Regions from separate parts of the Homo sapiens genome. Here region 2 is linked to region 1. The links are chromatin loops, found by intact Hi-C in ENCODE. Cell type or tissue: right lobe of liver. All regions are shown on one strand. Links, peaks and the distances in the headings refer to the core of each region. The heading gives the core; the rest is flanking DNA.

The links. A loop is a pair of places that touch in the nucleus more often than their neighbours do. Peaks named below come from ENCODE experiments on the same cell type or tissue, not always from the same donor. Only the 100,000 strongest peaks of a DNase experiment are listed, where the experiment ranks them.
Region 2: it touches region 1 in a loop (5-fold over the local background); 91 of 110 quality-filtered maps call a loop at or near these places.

What each region holds. Positions count from the first base shown.
Region 1 is chr21:42,816,960-42,819,868 of GRCh38, reverse strand. No RefSeq gene overlaps it. Among named protein-coding and RNA genes, the nearest start is that of LINC01668, 38 kb to the right of the region's middle. In right lobe of liver, for the core only: a CTCF peak has its summit at 1,436 (motif pointing right); a DNase peak (open chromatin) is centred at 1,408.
Region 2 is chr21:42,591,736-42,594,644 of GRCh38, reverse strand. No RefSeq gene overlaps it. Among named protein-coding and RNA genes, the nearest start is that of LINC01671, 22 kb to the left of the region's middle. RefSeq lists enhancers at 2,445-2,909, 433-2,909. In right lobe of liver, for the core only: CTCF peaks have their summits at 1,008 and 1,214 (motif pointing left); DNase peaks (open chromatin) are centred at 674 and 1,214; H3K4me3 peaks cover 606 bases; H3K27ac peaks cover 807 bases.

The sequences.
Region 1 (2,909 bases), core at 214-2,713:
TTATTATTTTTTTTTCTTGAGATGGAGTCCCACACTATCACCCAGGCCAGAGTGCTGTGGCTTGATCTTGGCTCTCTGTAACCTCTACTTTCTGGGTTCAAATGATTCTCCTGCCTCAGCCTCCCAAATAGCTGGGATTACAGGCGCCTGCCACCACGTCCGGCTAGTTTTTGTATTTTTAGTAGAGATGGGGTTTTGCCATGTTGGCCAGGTTGGTGTTGAATTCCTGATGTCAGGTGATCCACCCACCTCAGCTTCCCAAAGTGCTGGGATTATAGGCATGAGCCACCGTGCCCAGCCTGATTTTTAGTTCTTATGCAGGTGCTTTTTTGTGTAGATCATTGTTAAATTTGGGAGGACAATTGGTGGAGGATTCCATTTGGCCATCTTGCTCCACCTCTTTTCCCCTGTGTTGTTTTTTGACATGTCCCATCATTCTTTGAGCACTGCCTTGTTTCTATAAAAAAAGATTTCAGGCTTATTTTGTACCTTTCCTGCCCAAGCTCTACAATCAGCCATTTCTCCAGGGAGCCCTGATTTTATATATTGGAGAATGGTATTTAGAAACCAAGATCTGAGCTCTAGGTGTATTCATTACTGTTGAGGTCTAAGGCCTTCTCAGTGGACAGAGCAAGGAAACAAGCATATTAATACACACATTTCTATGCGGATCTATTTCTGTACTTATATTGAAGACCATGAGTGCACACCAGTTCCTCCGACCCAACCCCATGGAGCGCATTCTCATTTTCTCCCTTTCCAGATTTGTGACTCCCTTTTCCAACAGTGAGAAACCTGGTTCCCATTATCATCAGTGTATTTACTATTGTATCAATCCCCAGTGTCTGACCAATTTCCAGTGGATGACCCACCTCCTAACATGGATGTCCTGACCACTCTTCTCGGGTCCTGGCACTCTGTGGGCCACTGCTGTCCCCATAAGTAAACTCTCCTCATCCCTTTTGGGATCTGGAACTCTGCACCAGGACAATTCTGGGGCCAGGTCCCGTGGATACCTCCTCATTGCATTGGGGCTTCTGGAGGCAAGAAGTCTGAGATCAAGGTGCTGGCCTGGTCGGGTTCCCAGTAAGGGCTCCTTTCCTGGCTTGTGGACAGCTACCTTCATGCTGTGTTCTCACATAGACTTTCTTCTTCTCTCCTAGAGGGGTACCAGTCCTATCAGATGAGGGTCCCACCCTTATGACCTCATGGAACCTTCCTTATTTACCTCCTAAAAGCCCCATCTCCAAATGTAGTCACATAGGGATTCAATATTTGAATGTTGAGGGATACAACTTGGTCCATAGTGCCCAGCTGGGCCCTGCCACCCTACCATCCTACGCTGGTCTGCCATCCTGGCCCCTCCACCACCTGGACTCTGACACCTACTCCAGGCCTGTGATGCTGCCCCTCCTCCTGCTGCTGCGCTTCATGCCACCAGGGGGCCCACCATCACCTTGCTCAGTCTAATAGATTTTAAACTAAATTATTAAGGAAGGGAGAGAAGGAGAGAGTGAGGAAGGAGAAGGAAGAGGAATGGAAGAAGTTGAAAATATATTAACTTTTTGAATTTAGGTTTTACATATTTGAAAACATTTACTTGGTGGCTCATAGGTTCAAAGTTTGCCTTTCCTCAAAAATTCTTCCTTTTACTACTAAGCCAGGACCCTCTTTATCCCTAATAAAGCTATTTGTCTCAAAGTCACTTTTGTGTGATATCAAAATTGTGACAACAGCTTTCTTTTGATTTCGTATTTTCTTGGTATATTTTCCCCAACTCTTTTCTTAGTCCTCCTTTTTTCATTATATTTTAGGTATGTCTCTTGTAAACAGCAGATGGCTGGATTTTTTTCTTTTACTTTAAGAAGTCTGTCTTTTAACTGACTACATTATTTATATGAAATAGAATTCTAGTATATTTTGACTCAGTTTTCCCAACTTATTTCGTATTTTCTTTTTACTGCATCCACTTTTTAACTGGCATCAACCCCCTTCTTTTGGGTTGGTTGTGTTTTACGCACCTCCTCCTCTTTTCCTCACTCCACTGGTTTGCAAGTTATACATTTGATTTCTTTTCTTTCAGTGCCATGCTCTGATAAAATAAAGGACATTTATTACAGAAAAAAACCCCGTAGTGCAACAACTGCCTCTTCCTGGGGATGAGTAAGCACTCAGTGACATGGAGCCCGGATTTGCTCTTAGATAAGGAGGGATAGAGACCCTCTGGAAGGGCTGTGGGGATGCAGCAGTGGGGTGGCTAGGCTCAGCATTGAGGAGCCCCCATAACTCATGCTCATTCCCTGCACACAATGAGGACTGTGGAAGCGTTTCTTCTGCTTCTCTTAAAGCCCTGGAAACTGAGCTGTGGCTTGATGGATTGGCCTGTTGGGGGTATCCAGGGAGTGCGCGGGAGATGTGGACCAACAGACTTGATGATTGTTTCTCAAGCACAATCTTCCTGGGGAAAAGAGAATAAAGAGCTCAGACAGTGAGATCCCAATAAAATGAAGATGGGAATTTATTGTTGAGGAAAAGAACCTGCTATGTTTGAATGCTTGTCCTTTCCCAAACCCATTTAGAAATTGATCCCCAATGTAGAGATTAAGTTTAAGAAGTGATTGGGGCCAGGGGCAGTGTCTCACACCTGCAATCCCAGCACTTTTGGAGGCCAAGGCCAGTGGATCACCTGAGGTCAGGAGTTTGAGACCAGCCTGGCCAATGTGGTGAAACCCCATCTCTACTAAAAATACAAAAATTAGCTGGGCGTGGTGGCAGGTGCCTGTAATCCCAGCTACTCAGGAGGCTGAGGCAGGAGAATTGCTTGAACCCAGGAGGAGGAGGTTGTAGTGAGCTGAGATTGTGCCACTGCACTCCAGCCTGGGCAACAGAGCAAGACTCCGTCTCAAAAA
Region 2 (2,909 bases), core at 251-2,750, 230 kb after region 1:
TGGTATGATCCAATAATTTGCTTAAAAATACGTAATAAGGCTGGGCATGGTGGCTCACGCCTGTAATCCCAGCACTTCGGGAGGCTGAGGCAGGCAGATTACTTGAGTCCAGGAGTTTGAGACCAGCCTGGCCAACATTGTGAAGCCAACATCATGAAACCCCATCTCTACAAAAATACAAAAATTAGCCAGACATGGCGGTGTGAGCCTGTAGTCCCAGCTGCTCGGGAGGCTGAGGCAGGAGAATCGCTTGAACCTGGGAGGCAGAGGTTGCAGTGAGCCGAGATGGCGCCACTGCACTCCAGCCTGGGTAACAGAGTGAGACACCAGCTCAAAAAAAAAAAAAAAAAAAAAAAAGCAAACCATATGAGATAAAATGAAGGCTTACATGGTAGATTTGAAGCAGGAAAGGCAGGCTGTTGACAACTGTCAAGGCTGAGGGATGGGATATGGTGCATATTAAGCTGTCTATTTTTATGTACCCATGAGAATTCCCATAGTAAGAAAATGTGAAAAGAAAATCATAAAACGAAATCACAAGCAAGGCTGGTTTGTTGCAGCCTTTTTTGGGTTGGATTTGGGTGAGTCTAGGCTTCCCAGCAAGCTCGAGGAAAGGACAAAGGTCGGGCTTGTGGCCTGGGTCCCGGCCCTGAGCGTGGAGTCGAGTGAGGCTTGGCTCCCACCCCTGAGCCGTGGACCTGGTACCTGGGTCCTGACCCTGGTCAGCCACAGCATGGCTTTGGGAGCTGAAGCAGGTCACCCTGTGAGGCTGTTTCTCCACTTTTTACTAAAAGGCGGGGACAGCGAGGCCTCAGAAGGAGCCCTGGGAGGAGGGGGTGGCGGATGGGTGGGGAGTGGGTGCCCCACGAATATCCTCTTGCCCCCATCCTCCCTCCTCGGCCAGCCCCTGTCCCCGGAGCCCCCACTCCTGCCCTCCCCTTCTATCCTAAAGCCCAGGCTGGCTCTGGATACATTTGATTTCTGATTTGTCATTAAATGTGACAAGCGAAGCCAGAGGACCCTCTGACACCCAGGACTGAGTGCAGCCCCAGGAGGGGCTTGCCGGGGTGTGGTGGAGGGGGCAGTGTGGCCCAGCTGGGGCGGGGGTGGGGCCAGGGCCGGGGTCTCCCGATCTCTGGATATTTGAGCTGCGGACCGGACAGGATACGCTCCTCCACGGGGAGGGCCTCAGTGAGCCGGGGCTGGGGGGCCCTCTTGTGGCAACAGAGGGCCTGGGTTCTAGGTAACAAAGCAAAATCAAAATCTGGGAGCGGCCTTTCGGGAGCCCAGGCAGACGCAGCTCACCGGTCCCCTGAGGCCACCAGCCCAGCAGGCTGCAGGGAGCCTGGATCTGCAGGCGGTGGCCGAGGCCATGGTACAGCCCACCCAGCGTTCACCCTGCGGTCCGTGGCGATGGCCGAGGTCCTGGAGTACTGATGAGAGGTGCCCTCCCAGGTGCCAAAAGGAGCTTCTGCAGACACAGTTCCGCGTGCAGGGCTCCCGGCAATCGAAGTGCAGGGCCGGCCTGGGCCAGAGCACAGGTGAGTGCAGACATAGGCTGCCTTTACAAAAGGCACAGAGCCGTGGCCGGAACCCCTGGGTCTGGTCTCCACGGCTGCTTTTGGGGCCTTAGTTTCCTTATCTGTCACATGGCCTCTGAAGCTGCTGTCAGCTCTAAATTGTGATTATTGGACCAAAGTTGAACCTGTTACTCTTCTCTGAGAAGTGGCTTTCCCTCTGGTCCTCCCATTTCTGACTCTTCTCACTTACTGCAATTTTCCAACGGCACCTCCCTCCAACCCCTTCAGTCCCCATTGTGAGAGTCACGTCCTAGGGCTCATCATTGGCCATGCCCGCCGGTCTCCAGAACCTCCGCTCCCAGGACCTCACCCACCTCCCATCTGTCCAGATCAGCCCCCAGCAAGCTTTCCGGCCACTGGGACCACTCATTCCCCACTCGCTCCATCATCCACCTCTTCACCAGCCTGAGACCAGGCTTGGGTTTCCTGGGGCACCAGCCTCGCCTCTCCTTTCACGCTCCTGTCCCTTGTCCCTCCAGCCTTAGTGGTATGGAAAACCCTGATCCTGGTGAAATTGGTGAAATCAGTGACCCTCTGTGGCCTGTGCTCCTGAACTTCCTTCCTGGACCTCCTCTAGGGTCTGGAATGGCCTTTCCTTAGATCTGCAGGGTTCATTCCATCACACCCTTATCCCATCCTCGAAGACGACCGTCAATACACAATCATACACCCCCCGCTCCTGCCCCAGACTGTTTACTGTTCCTTTGTTAGTCGTCTATTGCTTCCCCTAGACTCGACTCCATGGGGCCGATTTGGCTCTCCCGGTTTATTACCGTATCCCTGCGCTTATTCTCAGGGCTTGGCAATACGAGTGTGCTGAATGAATGAACAAGCAAATGAATGCTGCTCTTCTACCATCAGGTTTGGAATCATGGCTCTGGATTTGGGTAAATTTTACAACACCAGGCACCCAAGAGGTGTCTTCATGGGGCTGGCTGCAGAGTGGGCCGTTCTGAAGGCAGAGCTTCTAGAGCTGGTGACCTTGCTGTCCCTAAGGCTGTGGTAGGATGCGGGGCTCACACAGAGTGGCTGCAGCAACTCTTGGGAAAATGTGTTAAAAATACAACTGTCCCAGGAAGAAACAGCCTTGGAATAGAGTGTTTACATTCTTTTTGGTACTCGCCTTGACTTTTAAAATGAACTTAATTACTTCTGATTTTAAAGATAAGGCAGGTCCCTGTAAAACAGGTAGACAATGCAGAAAGACGATGCATCCTCCAGGTTCAGCCAGAGGAACAGAACCAGTTGGAGATCACACGCACACGTGCACACACACGCACACACACATGCACACACATGCATGCACACACACGCACACGTGCACACACA